Linked DNA regions of Mus musculus: region 2 is linked to region 1. The links are chromatin loops, found by intact Hi-C in ENCODE. Cell type or tissue: gastrocnemius. All regions are shown on one strand.

What was found. Hi-C counts contacts between places; a loop is a spot of excess contacts. Peaks named below come from ENCODE experiments on the same cell type or tissue, not always from the same donor. Only the 100,000 strongest peaks of a DNase experiment are listed, where the experiment ranks them.
Region 2: it touches region 1 in a loop (2.4-fold over the local background); 1 of 42 quality-filtered maps calls a loop at or near these places.

The regions. Positions count from the first base shown.
Region 1 is chr19:56,773,404-56,781,403 of GRCm38, reverse strand. No RefSeq gene overlaps it. Among named protein-coding and RNA genes, the nearest start is that of Gm32718, 34 kb to the right of the region's middle. In gastrocnemius, a CTCF peak has its summit at 4,180 (motif pointing right); DNase peaks (open chromatin) are centred at 4,205, 5,413, 5,992, 6,159 and 1 more place; H3K4me3 peaks cover 1,780 bases; H3K27ac peaks cover 385 bases.
Region 2 is chr19:56,584,027-56,592,026 of GRCm38, reverse strand. Nhlrc2 (NHL repeat containing 2) reads right to left here. Exons shown (of 11, transcript NM_025811.3): 6 at 3,758-3,857; 7 at 220-451. Among named protein-coding and RNA genes, the nearest start is that of Nhlrc2, 40 kb to the right of the region's middle. In gastrocnemius, no CTCF peak of the experiment used is centred here; a DNase peak (open chromatin) is centred at 3,645; H3K27ac peaks cover 944 bases.

The sequences.
Region 1 (8,000 bases):
GACACACGTTTCTTGCCAGTGTGGTAGGAATGCTTCCTGCTGCTTGCCAGTTTTTCAGCAAGCAGGTTATGGGAGTGGACACTGGCTCCGCAATGACAAACCCTGTCCTGGCCGTGGGCTGCCCTGTGATATCGGCTGCACTTGAGCTGAAAGAAGGAAGAGCTTAGATGTGTGCATCAAAAGCAAAACCAAAAACTACTGTCTCCAAGAGTCTTTTATATATAGTTTTTAATCTTAGGGATATATTTTTGTATTTTTAAAAATCCTGTTTCCTGTAATGAAAAGTTCCCTTAGAGATTTTGCTACAATTCCAAAGATGCATATTTTCGTAGCTCAAGCCAATGTGAATGCTGAGCTTCCTTGTTCATTGAGCGGGAAAGAGTTAGTTTCTCATGTTTAAATTCCATTACCTATTAAAGTAAAGACGGTACCTTTACAGACAAGATCTGCCTGAGGTTGGGCCCACCCACACTGCCAAGGAAGGAGGCAAGCTCATGGTGCCACACCCACCCTGAGTTTACCCAGGTAGAGATTGACAAGGGAGGAGACTTTGTATTGGTGATGCAGCCTCTGGTAAGGTTGCCTGCACTTGTACAGGACCCCAGTGAAACTCAGAAGGTGACACACAAAGACACAAACCTAGAAGGGGAACGTCTGGTTGAGACTAGAGTAGAAGAGAGGCAGGAATCTGCATGAACACAGTGAAATGCATCATGGGCATGTATGGATGTCATAAAAGAGCCCGTTACTAGATAAAATTAATACATGCTAATAACAAAAGATGAGATTGTCCATGTAGGCCCAGGATTTCAAGGCCAAGTGTAGTTGGTGACATTTCTTCTAATCCAAGTAGTTGGTATGAGTCAAACATCTGTGAAAGTTGAATAAAAGATATAAAGAAATATTTAAGTAGAAAAATAATGTATGGGTGTAACCAATTACTGCCTCATTGTCCCATGAAGAGAGGAAGTCGCAGAAAGCCTTTAAGCAACCTCAAGAGAAGTGAGCATACAATCCCCTGCCGTGGTGGTAATTTCAGCCATTCTCATGGCCCTTCCCTGGGAAGACACACTTTCCTTAGTGAAAAGAATGGAAAGTGACTCGAGGCAGGCTGGGGCAAGAGCAGGTAGCAGGGTTGTCTTTGAAACTTCAAGTGGCTTTAAGAAGCAGAAGCCATGGAACTAAAGGGTTTCAATTCAAGCCAAACAATAGACAGCTCTACAGCTCTGTGCACACTTGAAACTCTAAATACGAATATGTTTTTATGCTATCAAGTTTAGCTTGGGGACTCAGTGTTTGTTTCTGTGTTGGAGGAGTTTGTCAAAAACCGACTTTTTTACTGTTTACTAATGGACTTGATTGTATTCATGGGCTCTGTGTTTGACCTTGGACCAGGGCTTGTCACTTCTGCTATACCAGCTACCATTAACAGACCCATTCACAGAGCCTTTCTGGGAAGTCTTAACCAAAATGTTTTGTTGGTCAGAACATGCACTTAGTCCCATGTGTAACTCACTCCCGGCTTCTCCTCCAATGCCGAGACATCTTGGCATTATGAAATTGCAATAAGCCTGGATATCTACTTTTTTTTAAAGATTAGAAAAGCATTGTGTGTGGTATGTGTATGTGTGTGTGCCACATGTGTAGACACCCATGGAAGCCAGCATGAGACATGTTGGAACTGCAGTTACATATGGTTTCAAGCCATCAGAAGTGAGTACTGGGAACTGGATTTGTGTCCTGTGGAAGGCAGCAAGTATTCTTAACTGTCAAGTCATCTCTCAGGCCCTATCACAGGGTATTTTTAATTTCTTAATAATTTAATATGTGGAGAGATGGCTCAGTGGTTAAGAGCACTGACTGCACTTCCAGAGGTCCTGAGTTCAATTCCCAGCAACCACATGATGGCTCACAAACATCTGTAATGGGATCTGATGCCCTCTTCTGGTGTGTCTGAAGAGAACAGCAGTGTACTCATATACATAAAATAAATCTTTTAAAAAATTCATCTGTATATACAAGTTATCTTGATCTATCAACCCTAGCTCCGCCCTCCTACTACTCCTGGATGACCCCAGCACACACCTCAGTACATTTATGTCTTCCTCCTTTTTCTTCTTCTCTCTCTCTTCTTCTCCTCTCCTTTTCTAAGAACCCACTGGATCCAGCTACTGCTGCTTGAGTGCACGAGTGCACATGTAGCCATACTCAAAAAGAAAAATGACAACTCCTCCCCCAGCAGCTGTCCTTAGCTCCTTAACTGGGCTTGGAGACTCGTGAACCCATTTCCACCCATGCTGGAATTGCTGCCTGGCTTGATCTTCTGTAGGTCTTCCACAGGTAACTATGACTTCTGTGAGTGCAGGAGTACAATAGCCACGCCATTTCCAGAACACAGCATTTGCCAGCACCACTCCTGTCCTCTAGATCATCTTCCCATTCCCCTTCCCTTGGTGTTCCTTATTATTGTGGAGGTGATACACTGTCCCCTTGTGGAGGCGATACACTGTCCCCTTGTGGAGGCGATACACTGTCCCCTTGTGGAGGCGATACACTGTCCCCTTGTGGAGGTGATACACTGTCCCCTTGAGGAGGCGATACACTGTCCCCTTGTGGAGGTGATACACTGTCCCCTTGTGGAGGTGATACACTGTCCCCTTGTGGAGGCGATACACTGTCCCCTTGAGGAGGCGATACACTGTCCCCTTGTGGAGGTGATACACTGTCCCCTTGTGAAGGTGAAACACTGTCCCCTTGTGGAGGTGATACACTGTCCCCTTGTGGAGGTGATACACTGTCCCATTTCTAGCTCTGCACTCAACATTTATTCTCAACGTTTTGACCAGTTTTGAGTCTCTGCATTGACTGCTGCCCACTGCAAAAAGAAGCTTCTCTGACCAAAGTAGAGAGCAGCACCGCTCTATGGGTATAGCCATAAATATTTAGAAGACAGTTTGACAGCATATTCACTTAGTAAAGCAGTATAGTGGGGTCCCATGATATGGCTTATGACCACCCCAACCATGACACATGCTTGGAATGACAGGTCCTTGCACTGTGCAGCCAGTTTACATGGCTTCTGATGATCCAACTGCAGGTCCTCATACTTTCAAGGCAAACATTTCTGCCTACCTTCACCCCAGCCCTATTTTAAATTTTTGTTCTTTTGTACTGCTGAGGGTCAAACCCAGGGCCTTAGACATACTCGTGCTCTGCCACTGAGAAGCAGCCCCAGCCCACGGCTGGACTTGTGATCACCTGAAAAATTAGACAAGTTAGTTAAAATTGCACCAGAGGAATATGAACAAAGCAGTGGCCAAATGGCTAAGAATGTATATATTAGCATCTGCCTGAGCATAAGTCTCGCTTCTGTCACCGGTTTGACCTTGTGTCATTCTCCTTGTGTGCAGAAGCTGTCGATAGGAGATACACTCCAAGGAGTTATCTGAGGATCTTTACCGTGGCATCTGGATGCAGTGAGAGCATCTTGTAGTGTTGAATAAACGTTTGCTGTTGTCAACACAGACTTCAGAGCACCAGAGTTAGAACAGGGCTCTCAGAGGCCTGAGGGCAGCACAAGGCTTCAGGCAGGACAGAAGGCTGTAGTCAGGAGAACAGCATGATGAACTTGAAGTCTTTGCTACCTCCTCAAACAATTCAGAGAGCAAGACATAGAGAAGACACAGCATGGAGTCCTGTTTCCAGGGATAGAGACCGCAAGGACGCTTTTTACATCTGTGGATGGCTTCTGTACTAGGAAGCACACTCGTAGGAGGAAACAAGTTGTCGCGTGTCACAGATTACCAGGCTGCATCCCCATGGTGAAGTGGCTGGCCGGCATCATGGCACAGATTCAAAGTCAGTTCTGCGGAGTGGGCCTTTTTCTCTGATGGACCTCTTGAGATGGATTTTTCATTAATGTGCAAATGCACACAGTTGCCATTGAGTGTGTTTGGAGGCCAAAAGACCACTTGTGGGAGTAGATAGATAGATACATTCCTTCTGCCAAATGGCTCTTAAGGCTCCAACTTGGTGAGAAACACCCTCACTTCCTGAACCGTCTCACTGACCCTTAAGATGGCTGATTTAAAAAACTCAGTTTGAACGAAAGAAATAAAAACTCCCGTCGGAGTGTGGGAGCGCCAAGAAGTTCATCTGAGAGGGAAGTGTAGGCTGGTGCCACTAGATGGCAGAGGAATGTTACCAAACAACCAGCTGTCACCACCCTGCCCTGGGAGTGTCCCTCTCCAGGCTTATCAACCTGGCTGTCGTCTTCAGGATCCTCAGGTATCTGAAATGTGAGCTGTACTTCTTGCCTTCCAGCGTCAGGTGACAGACAGCCTTAGAGCAGTCTCAGTGGCAGGCACTAGCCCAACACAGTGTGTTAGAGTGTGGCTTCACTCTCGCCCAAACTCTAACCCAGAAAACATCAAGAGCGTCTTTGAAAAGTTTACTTCCTACTCTCAAGGGTAGACATTTGGAAGAAAGGACAACGTGCTTACGGGCGCTTTGCCTGAACCACTGTGACATCATCTTTCTGCCTCACCCTGGCCAGACCTAGGTCTCAACCTTCCGACTCCATCAAGCGACTCTGCTGCTCTCTCGGTCTGTAATTTCTTAAGCTCAGAAATCGTTCTTTTGGGACATTAAACAGAGTTGCTGGCACTCTGAAATCTGAGAAGCTGGTCTTGAATCTGAATGGTGTTACTAAAGGCTCTACTTTCTGTTGTTTGGAAGATAAGGCTGTGAGCCTAGCTGGAAGGGTTTTTGTTTTAAACATCTAAACTCTAGAGTAGCTCTCTCCTGTCCAGGAAGAGTTCAGGGTGGGAATGATCAAGCAGTCTGTAAACAGCTGTTTTAATGTGACAGCAGAACCAGCCAGGAGAGCAAGGTGTGGTCTGCGGAGGATTCATAAACTTTAAGGCAGTGTGAAGGAACACAGCAAGGAGGCTTCTCACGCCATGCCTGAGAACTGTCCTGTCTGGGCAGGCGCTACATTCTCACCCCCTAACAAGAACGTTTTCCAACCACCCAGCCTCTCTGTGAATGAGAGTCACCTCACTGAAGGGAGCTTTCTTGCAAAAGACCAAGAAGTATCTTGGTTTGGTAGGGGGAAATGGGAAGCAAACCCAACTTTGTCTGCAGTGGATAGCTTCCTATTAAGCCAACAGGATCGTGGTTGTTCCATTTCAAAGAAATTCTACCTCCCCTCTAGTGGGGAGTTGGGCGCCCCTCCTCTGGCTTCCTCGAAAGGGCCGCTGGAGCAGCTGGTGGATCAAAGGACACCAGGGAGGGAGCATAGAGCGGCCAAGGGCGGCTCCGGGGCTGCGCTGAGCTCAAAGGCGGGGAGGAGCCGCACCCTCACTGCGGAGCTTCTCATCCCTTTGTCCTGGTATCTCCGTGGGGCTTTGAAAGGTGCCATCCAAGTGGCAAGCTGGGAACAGGTCCCCTTTGGAGCCTGCAGCCAGCCACTTCTTTCTGTCAGCGGCCCACCACACCCTCTCCCCCGCCCCCGCCTTTGATTCCCGCGGAGTGGCCCACTGCTCAGCCCTCCTTTTTTCCTTCAGGATGCTACACTTCACCTGGCTTTGAGGACTTTCCCGGGAGCAGATCTCTTCGTGGGCGACTGCTGGCCTCCCAGCGCCTCCCTTCTGCACCCGTGAGGTCCCTAAGATCCGCTGAGCCAGAGGGAAAGCAGCTCTGGGTTGCTCCCTCTCTTCCAGATGCGTTTCTGACTTGGAATCTGGGGGACTCTTCCTCCGGAAGCTATTTCCATCCGTGTATAGCTGGAAACATTGCTGGAGCTTTGATGATAAGTTTGGTGGGATGGGGTTCAAAAGGCATCACACTCAATGGTAGGGAGATTTCTGAGCACAGTTGTCGAGGCCCTTGGTTCCAACACCAACACTGCCATCACCTCCCTAAGAGGTAACTAGAGACTTGCAGCAAGTGGAAACACGCGCTCGGCTGTGTGGCACTGGCAGTCAGAGCAGTTGTTCTGTGGGAATCGTGAAGATGGGCAGTTGCCTCCCATTCCTGCACCTCGCTGTGATGCTTGATGACGATCCTAAGTGTGACATTGCACGAGTCACTATAAGGGGGGGGGGGGGGCGGTGGCTGCTCCTGGCACCCCCAATAGGCCATGTCTAAGATTCCCACAACTCCAGAGTTACCGTGCCATAGCCCAGGCAAGGATCCAACTCCACCACTTGGCATGGAGATCACAGATTGGGAATTGGCTTTTATTGGTATATTGGCACCACTGCCAAGTGTATGTGTTTGTTGATATGGATCTAATGACCTTCCTGAGAGCTACAAAGATGTTAATAAGAAAATGGCAACCCAGACTTCTCATGAATCCAACCCATTATCTAAATTAATGAGCAAGAACACGAGTTCTCAGAACCCTTAGCTTTTGGCCCTCGAGCCAGGCAGGATGCAATGTCATTATGTCCGGTAGACCTTAGGCAGCGCCTGGCTCCAGAACCAAAAGTGAGTGTGTTGCTGCGTCTGTGAGTATGGACTATGTCACTGTCACTTTCAACAGTTACTATCTTAGCCAGATAGTGAGATGTCCGCCTGCTGGGAAAGTCAGCCTGCATTCCCTGCCCCAACCCACTTTCAGGAGGGACAAATGTAGCTAGAGCCCTGTAGGCAGAGGGAGTGACAGGGCCCATGTAGAGGAGACTCCTTAGCCACCCATTCTGGGGCCACTTCTGTGACAGAGGAAGTCTTGTTCCTTGTGGTTTGAGGACATTCCTTCCGGGGTTAAGCCCAGTTTGGAGCCTGTGAGCCTCCAACCCCAAGGCAAGGAGGAAAGAGAGAAACGGGTTCCCCATGTAAAACCCTGCTCACACCCGAGTTTCAGTTCCATGTCCCAAGGCAAAGCAAAAGACCACAGACTGAAGTCACCAGGAGGCAGCCGACAGATCAACAGCTGCCTAGGGAGGGTGCTGGGCCTCAGTGTGCTGGCCAGAGGTCTGTTCTCACGGGCCTTGGTTCCGATGACGATGGCAGGTTCTTTGTTTGTTTCCTAAGAATCCTTGTCATTCTCTGTCTGGTGCTGAGACACTGGGTCCTGGACAAACCAGGACAGATAAAGAGGCTTACCTTAGCTTTCTGTGGTAGGAACTCTGGAACATCCTCCCCCATGCCTGGAGACATTTTGCTATAAATAGGATTCGAACAACATGGCAGTCAGTCAGTGAGAGAACCGCTGTACATCACCAGCTATGTGGCAGAATTAATTCCCATATGCAAAACATTTTATTCCATAAAGGCTTTACAAAGTGTAGGGCTTGAGAAATGAAGTTCACTCTGGCTCTTGCTAAGTGTGAGACCTCAGGAAAGTTTGAGAACCTGGGAGCCTGTATTAGTCTGCAGTAGCAACCATAATAAAATACCAAGGATCAGGTGGCTTAAAATAGAGACCCCCCCCCTCCATATTGAAAGCCAAAACTTCTGGACAAAAGTGTGGGGAGAGGTTGGCTGCTTCTGTGGCAGGCCTCCCTCTTGTCTTTGCGGGACTCCCTTGCTCTGTGTTCACGTGATCTTGCCTGGGTGTTTGCATTTGTACTCTAATCTCTCTTTATAAAGACACCAGTCAGATTGGATTAGAGCTCACCCCAGTGACCCCATTTTAATGTAATTACTTCTTTTAAGGCGCTATCTCAAACATAGGTTCATATCCTGGGGATTTGGGAAGGGCATGGCATGGTTCAGTTTCCTCACTGGTAAAATTGGAATCAAGCTCGTTCTCTTTTCTTGAGATGCAAATGAGATCAAGTAAGAAAAGGAACCGTGGAGGGTTCCAAGTGCTATAAATAAAAGCAGGCTGTCACTCTATAGGTAGGACAGAGAGCTCACCACAGCGCGTCTGGTGGGTGGGTTGGGGTCTGTGGACGTTTTAGTCTCCGCACACCTAACATCTGGAGACCAAGTTCTGTTTGGAAAGACAAACTTTCGATGATACAAAATGGCATGTCTTCTTGGGACTTTGA
Region 2 (8,000 bases), 190 kb after region 1:
AACTCTCTCTGTAGACCAGGCTGGCCTCGGACTCAGAAATCTGCCTGCCTCTGCCTCCCAAGTGCTGGGATTAAAGTCATGCGCCACCACTGCCCAGCTCTGTATTTATAGCCACACTCTCTCTGCTTTGACTGCATGTTATTACAGACAGGCCAGAAATGAACCCCTGCACTCCATGGATGGCTCACTCAGGGATGTGCGCACAGACAGGTTCTTTACCATGGGGTCTCGCTCTCCGCCTACGAGGTGCTTCACAGCTCCGTCTCTCAGCGAGACGGTCCGCACGGTGCTGCTCTCACTGTCAGCCACAAAGAGGCAGCTCCAGGGCTCTTCTGAGGCGAGAGCGAGGCCTGACGGCTGGGCAAAGCCTGCCTTGTGAGGATATGCGTTGTTTCGGTTCTCTTCATTTCCACTTCCAGCAAAACGAATGCAGGTTCCTTTTTTTAGGTCACTGAAAGACAAGCTCATAGGTGAGTTCATGAGTCACTAAAGGGGCATAAATAACCAACTTGACTATGACAGCAGTTACACAGATCCACAGAACCAGTGACGGACTGCCTGCCCACTGCTGCGGCTGTCCAGGCTCTCTCTTGGTGAGAGAGAGCTACTAAGTAGGGGGCCCTCTCTTCTCTTTAGCATAATAACCAACTACTGAAATCACTTTCTAATACCCGGTAAGAAATCCCTGACGTTACTACAATAATGATCAGATTATGAGATAATAATGAGATGATTTTATTCTCATTTTAACTTCTTACTTTCATACAATATCAGGTTCTAGAAGAGAACTACTAATAAAGAGAATATCTAGTTTTGGTCGTTTAAAATGTCTATGTCTTCTATAAAGCAGTGAGCAGATTGAAGGAAGCCAGGTCTCTCAGTATGAACATTTTAAGGAAATGACGTAGTGACCGCATTAAATGAATAGTTATACAAGACCCATTTTTACATGCACCAGGAAACACCTCCCTGAAGTACTGCAGCACAGAGCGGCACACAACTGTAACAAGTTCTGGGCAGCTGCAACTGCAACTGCAGAGGGCTCTGTCTCAAGATGCTGAAAAGGACCCCTACTAATTTCTTTTGTAACACAGAGAAGTTGACACCTTGATTTTTAAATTTATGCCAAAATGATTATAAGGAAGACAAGGCGCCAAGAGAGAGGGAGAGGGCGAGGCCATGAGATCACCGCCTTGCACTGGCACACCACACAGAGGTCCAGTGCGAGTAGCACCCGCGACTGCTACGGGGCACAAAGGCGGGTAAGGGCGAGGACACAGGATGAGTAACACACTGCTGAAGCACGTGCAACACTTACTGCGAGGGAAGAGGTCTAAGCACGTCAGAGAAGAGTCCCGTGGGAAGGAGAGGTGCAACAGTGAGCTGACACTAAGCACTAGGGGCCAGCACTGCCTGCAAGTCTGTATTAGACACTATCTTTGTAGCAATGCACCCACAAAATTAAAATGCAGACTGATGTAACTTGAGCAATCATTTTCCTACTATAAATATCGACGAGCCTTCTGACAAGGAGACTTAGGCAGCCCTGCCAGGACATCCCAGCTGCTGTGACCTGTGGCTGCTGCTGTACTCACACCTCATGCACCACTGGTAACCCAACTGCTCACGTCACTACTGCCTCTTGCCTAGATGACAGCTAGAGTGTCCTGAATGGTCTTGCTCCACTCTAAGTGCTGGAAGGGTTCTTCCAAGAACACATCAAATCAGTTCACTCCTAGATTAAAACTTTCTATAACAACATTTGGAATGTCCAGATCTCTTAAAAGGACTCAAGGTGTGGCAAGACCTGATGTTACTGACACCAGCAGCATCAGCTCAGCTTGGAAGACCTCTCTACAGAAGTCCTCCATGACACTTCAAATCCCTTGGCTAAGGATCTCGGCATGAAGGAGCGCAGATGCTGCTGACACAAGCACTCTCTACTGTCACTGTTTGCCGATCTGATTCTTCTGAGGATGGGCATGTCTTCCTTTTACTTCTAACACAGAGGTCATCTAACTGCATCCCTAGTGTCCAACACAGTGCCTAGTGAAAGGAACCAACGAACATTTTATGTCAGTGGTCCTCAACCTCCCTAATGCTGCGACCCTTGAATACAGTTCTTCACGTTGTGGTGACTCCCAACCATATACTTATTTTTGTTGTTATTTTATAACTGTAATTATTACTAAGGTAAATCATAATGAAAATATCTGTGTTTTCTGATGGTCTTAGGTGACCCCTATGAAGGGTCATTCAGTCTCAAAGGGATCACAGCCCACAGATTGAGAACTGCTGTTTCAGATGCGTGACTGTCATAAACCACTACACAGCTGCGTTCCACACCTGTGCCTGGACACCGGAGGTCTTGAACTTGCTAGACAGCTGTCCCTTTCTACAAATAAAGATGAGTGTAGTGGGCTGGGCGGTGATGGTGCACACTTTTAATTTCAGCACTCAGGAGGTAGAGGCAGGTGGATCTGAGCTTGACGCTAGTCTAGAGTACAGAGTGAATTCTAGGATAGCCAGAGCTACACAGAGAAATACTGCATAAAAAGCTAAAAGCAACCAAAGATAATTGTGATAGCTTGTAAGCTTGTACCTACTTCCTATTACTACATAACAACTTTGTGGTCTGTGACTGTGTTCTGGTCAGCTTTTGGTCAACTTGACACAAACTGGAGTCGTCTGAGAAGAGGGAACGTCAACAGAGAATGTGTCCATCAGACTGACCTGTGGACAAACTTGTGGTCACTGATGATTGACATGAAAGGGCCCCGCCCACTTTGGGTGGTACCACCCTGAACAAGTGGTCCTAGGTTTGTGAGACCGCAAATGGGCAAGCCAGTGTGCAGCTCCAGTGGCCTGGCTCAGTGCCTTCCGCAGGCACAGGACAGACTTTCAGTCACTTACTTATTCTACATATAGGCTCTTACTGGGCTGTTATCTAACAGATACAGCACAGGGCCGAGTACACTGAGTAAATGGAACCAGGCTCATTTCTTTAAGAGGTAGTCTAGTAGGAAGAAACAGTTATAATCAGGCATGAGCCAAGAGACAGAGAAGAGAGGAGCAAAGGGGAGTGCAGCCAGCCCCGCCTGAGGCTGAGGGAGGAGGGGGAGTCAGGAGAAGTACTGCTCCCCACACTCACGTGCCCGCCTGGTGCCAATGCTATCCTAACTCTTCACACAGCAATCCCCTAGGTGACACAAACACATACAATGATGGAAAATGACAGAGGTAAAGGGGCTCACTCACTCTCCTGTGCTTCCACAGTAAGGAGAGCTAGGACTGCCATGCAGCACTCTGAAGCACCTGAAGGAGTGACTGCAGACACAGGAACTGTGTTTATGTTGTGAAGGATTAAAGCCCCACCTAACATTTCTGGTTCTCTCTCTAGGCACTCAGAAGAATGGCTCCTCCCAGGCTCTTAGAAATTAGATGCAGCCACAGGCTTAACTAAGGCTGATGAAATACAAGTGGAAGTGACGTTATGTCACCTCTGAGCAGCAGCTTTGAGAACCAGCTAGTGACTCACCACCTCCTCCTCTCTATCTCTGCCAGAAGGGCTGGCAGAGCTCCTGACAGCAGCTGCCTCCTCGGCCTGGGGAGCAGACCAATGCTCCCCAGTGAAGCCACTCGAGAGAGCAAGAAGCCTGTTGGGCCATGTGGCTGAGTGTGCGCACCCTGGCACGGTGACCTGGGCAGGGAAGCTGGGGACTAAGGAGGACGGCTGTCCCAGGACACAGCCACTTACCTTTTCTTTGGCAGTGTGCCAGAGTCTAGGAGGAGTGCCCATATCTGATGAGTCCCTGCCATGGCTATCCACAGGATGTCATTTCTTTGGACCTCTGAACCTTTATGAAAATAAGTAGCATGTATTATATACATATCTGGTTACTATGATACTTTTTAGGAATTGAAATCCATAGATGATACTAGTTTTTATAAATCAGCTGTTTCAGAACACGGTTCCTCAGGGAAGATGTGTTACTAGAAACCTTCCACCTCACCTGCAACAGTTTCATGAGAACCCAAAGCTGTCATATTTTTTTTAATTAAATGCAGTACAGGGTGATAATTCAATACATGTTTACAATGTGCAATGACAAAATTAAATCAATTAGCATTTCCATTTCCTTAAACCAAATCCACACATTCTTAATAGCAGTATGTCAATCTGCATCTCTGGAAACAATGTTTTTAAACACCGATTAAAACATTTTTTATGTGACACAAAAATGGGCTGATATTCTCTAAGAAAACTCTGGCAATTTCCACAAAAGAAGTGATGCTTTTAAGAGCAGTGTGGAAGCATACTCCTGTAGTCCCAGAGGCTAAGAGGCAGATTTCAGAGGAGTGTGGTGGCCCATTCCTGTACTGCAGAGGCAGAGGGGCAGAGGGGCAGAGGGGCAGAGGGGCAGAGGGGCAGAGAGGCAGAGAGAGGCAGAGAGAGGCAGAGAGGCAGAGGCAGAGGCAGGAGAAGCCCAAGTTGGAAGCCTGTTAGACTACATAGCAAGTTCCAGGCCAGCCTGGGTTACAAAGTAGAGACCCTGTGTTAAAACAAAATAACAATAAAAAGAAGCTAAAGGAATGTGTCTTTTTATTACCAAAGGCATGGGATTTGATATTCAGACACAAAGTAGATCAGTCATTTGCAAATGCACTATCTAGTAGCCTCTAATACTTACGGGGTTGTGTCTGTAGGAGTGTGCACATGTGTGTGTGGAGGCTGGAGGTCAATGTTGTGTCTCCTTCAGTCAGGCTCTGCTTTATGTACTTACTAGACAGGTTCTCTGTGTACCTAGAGTTCACTGATCTGGCTGGACTGGCTGGCTACTGGGAAAGTCCAAGGATCCTCCATCTCAGCCCCCAGGGCTCTGAGGCAGGCCGAGCTTTTTATGTGGGTGCTCAAGACTGAGTTCAGATCCTCATGCTGCACGGCAAGCCCTTCAGCAAATGAGCCACCTCTCGGGCCTGGTTTAAAATCCTTCAAGGAGTTTAGCAGACCAAGGGTACAGTATATTATAATATGCTGTTTACTACCATGAATTTTACCATCTTATTTTTGTCTAAATCTGAATGATGTCACACTTATTATAAGGGGAAAAGCTCTGCTCCTCAGATTTATTCTGTTAACATATTTAATTAGGAGGCACTCTGAAGTAACTGAGACGCTTTAACTAAAGTAGTCTGGTAAGACATTATCTTACAGAATTATTTTATTTGTAATTTTTTAAATTTCAAGTATTTTGTGATGAGAAGGGTATTCGTTCCTAATTAGTAATAAGTTTCAGATGTCTTTTAATTTAGTAACAACAGAAACAACGTACAATGATGACGGTTCTCAAGTTATCAAGGATACTATATCTCTGAGCGCTTTCCAAAACCCATTCCCGACTTTGGAAAGGCCCCTGAGATAGGTACTGTTAGCAAGTCCCACTCCAGATGAGTGCCCAAGCACAGGGAAGCTAGCATGCCAGGTCAACTAGCCAGCAAAGGAAGGAACTGAACTCTGGGCCCAAGCCAGGCTGAGAGCAACAACGCCTCAGTCATGGTGTGCTGATCCGCTCTCTGTTCTCAACTGCTCTGCAGCAGGAAGTACCTCAGTGTGCTTCCTTCACACAACCGTGCCTGCAGATGTAAGTGCTACCAACGGGGATTCTGCTGCCCATGTTCTGGGGACTCAGTCTCTGCTTTATCACTTTAAAAGGAGATCAAAAGGCCTGCACAATTAATTTTTAACACACATCACTTCATCAGTTATTCTAGGGCTACTCTCTGGGACTGCTAAAATGACTATGTCATCTAAGCTAATAAAATATTCCATTATTTCAGATATAATGACATTCAGATGAGAACTGCTTACAGGCAGCAGTACTCAAATGTCAGCCATGATCATTATTTCATGAATCTGGATCTTACCTTTAGAGCATGTTGCATTAGGCAAGCATAATAGATCTACAAACTCAACAGCCTGGAGCAGATGGCACTGAGGGTAAAGAGTAGGACACAATGTCTCCCTCACGTTTGTTAATTCGATAATAAGCACTGACTACTACTGTACTACAACACACAGTATCCACAATGCACAATGTTTACAACTGCTTACTTGTGTTAAAACCATCACAAATCGAAGATTATAAAGGTACTGTCTAGGACCCAGTACATGCCAGTTCAACAGAAACAACCTACGATGATCATATCAAACCATGGGAATGAGTTCAAGTTCCTGATTAGATAAAGGTATTATTAACCAAGGAAATGAACAACAGAGTAACAGAAAAGCTTCAGTAAGCGAAATAAACAAAGGCACGAATGGGTCGTACTTTTACAACGTCTGGAATGTTTCCCACTCACGATATTCCAAAGCCTATATTTATCCCATAACGTGTTTAGACTAATACACAGAGAACTGTAGACAATTACAGTTTGAAGCCCACTACTAGGCTCTCCTAATTTGCTCTCAATGGAATTAAATTAAGCACCTGGTGTGATGATGGCCTTTGACACAAGAGGACTCAAAGCATCCTTTCTATGATCGAGGAGCCAAATAGTTCAGGGTCTGAATCCTGGCTGCAGTTTCTTCACCTGCCAAGTGAGGCTGACTGTCCAGCCTTAAAGATAGCCAAGGGGATGAGTCCAGGCTTGGGAAGCTAAGCACCACACAGTACTGGTGAGTGCTGGGTCCTAGACAGTACCTGCAGGCTCTCAGTTCCTACACCAAGAATGCTCCCTCTCCCTTCTCCTAGGACTCGCACTGGCAGTCCCCAGCTTGTAGCTCTGTTCAGACTCTTGCTTCCCTACCCAGCATGGCAAACCTGTACCATTATCCTCCAAAATCACCACCGAGGGGAGCAAACCTCACCAAAATCAGCTCTGCTCGTGAGAGAGACAGTACCAAGGTCATCCCAGAACGAACCCTTATTTTATTACTAATTACTTCTATTTATTTTTCATATTTTAAAGATATCTAAGTGTAACTGGATTATATTTCTGTGGATTTTACTTTGATTTTTCAGATAATTTACAATGGGGTTGGGCTTGGAATCTAACAGGGCTGAGAATTCTCGAGTTACATATGAAAATGCAGCCTTTCAGGGCTTCTTAATGTTTCTAATCATAAAAACTGAGCAAACTAAGACCCACAGATAACCTATTTATGAATTTGATAAGGAACACTTTCAAGGTAATTGATAGCAACCATCATATTTAATGATGAAACAGTATAAACATAACATGCTCCTGCCAACAGAAATGAGATAAAAGACCTACCATTACCTCTATACAGCACCACATGAAGGTCCTACCTTGTGGAACAAAAGCAATACTCACACTCACACACACACACACACACACACACACACACACACACTCTGTCCTTCCTCTCCTACCTAAGACACCTTCTGATTGGTTCAGTAAAGAGTTGAACAGCCAATAGCTAAGTAGGAGAGGATGGGTAGGAGTTCTGGGCAGAGATAGGAACTCTGGGAAAGAATCCGCACAGGGGATTTGCCAGCCAGACATGGACAAAGGCAGAGGTGCTGAGACTGAAGGAGAGGTAACAGGCCACGTGACAGAATGCAGATTAATATAAGCAGGTTAATTTCAATTATACAAGCTAGCTGAGAGGTAGCCAGCTAAGGCCTAAAGCTTTCATGACTACTAAAGTCTCTGTGACATGACTTGAGATGCTCGGATGGAACTGCAGCTTCCTACTCCCAGGTGAGAAACTGGCTCACTCCCACTAATGTCTGAGAAGTTCTTCAAAGGTAAAGTATAATTACCAACAAAGATTTCTTTAAAAAAAAAAAAAGGAATAAATTCAATAAAAGAGATTTGAAAAACGCCCAGTCCAGCTTTGAAAAAAGCTGACCAGCACCCTCCTGCTGACCCCTGTGAAATCTGCAGTGTAAACACTGGTTTCCACCATCCTGAAGGCTCTCATAAAGCCGCCTGTGCCTCCAGGGAAAAGCAGTGATGTGTCACCCAAAGCACAG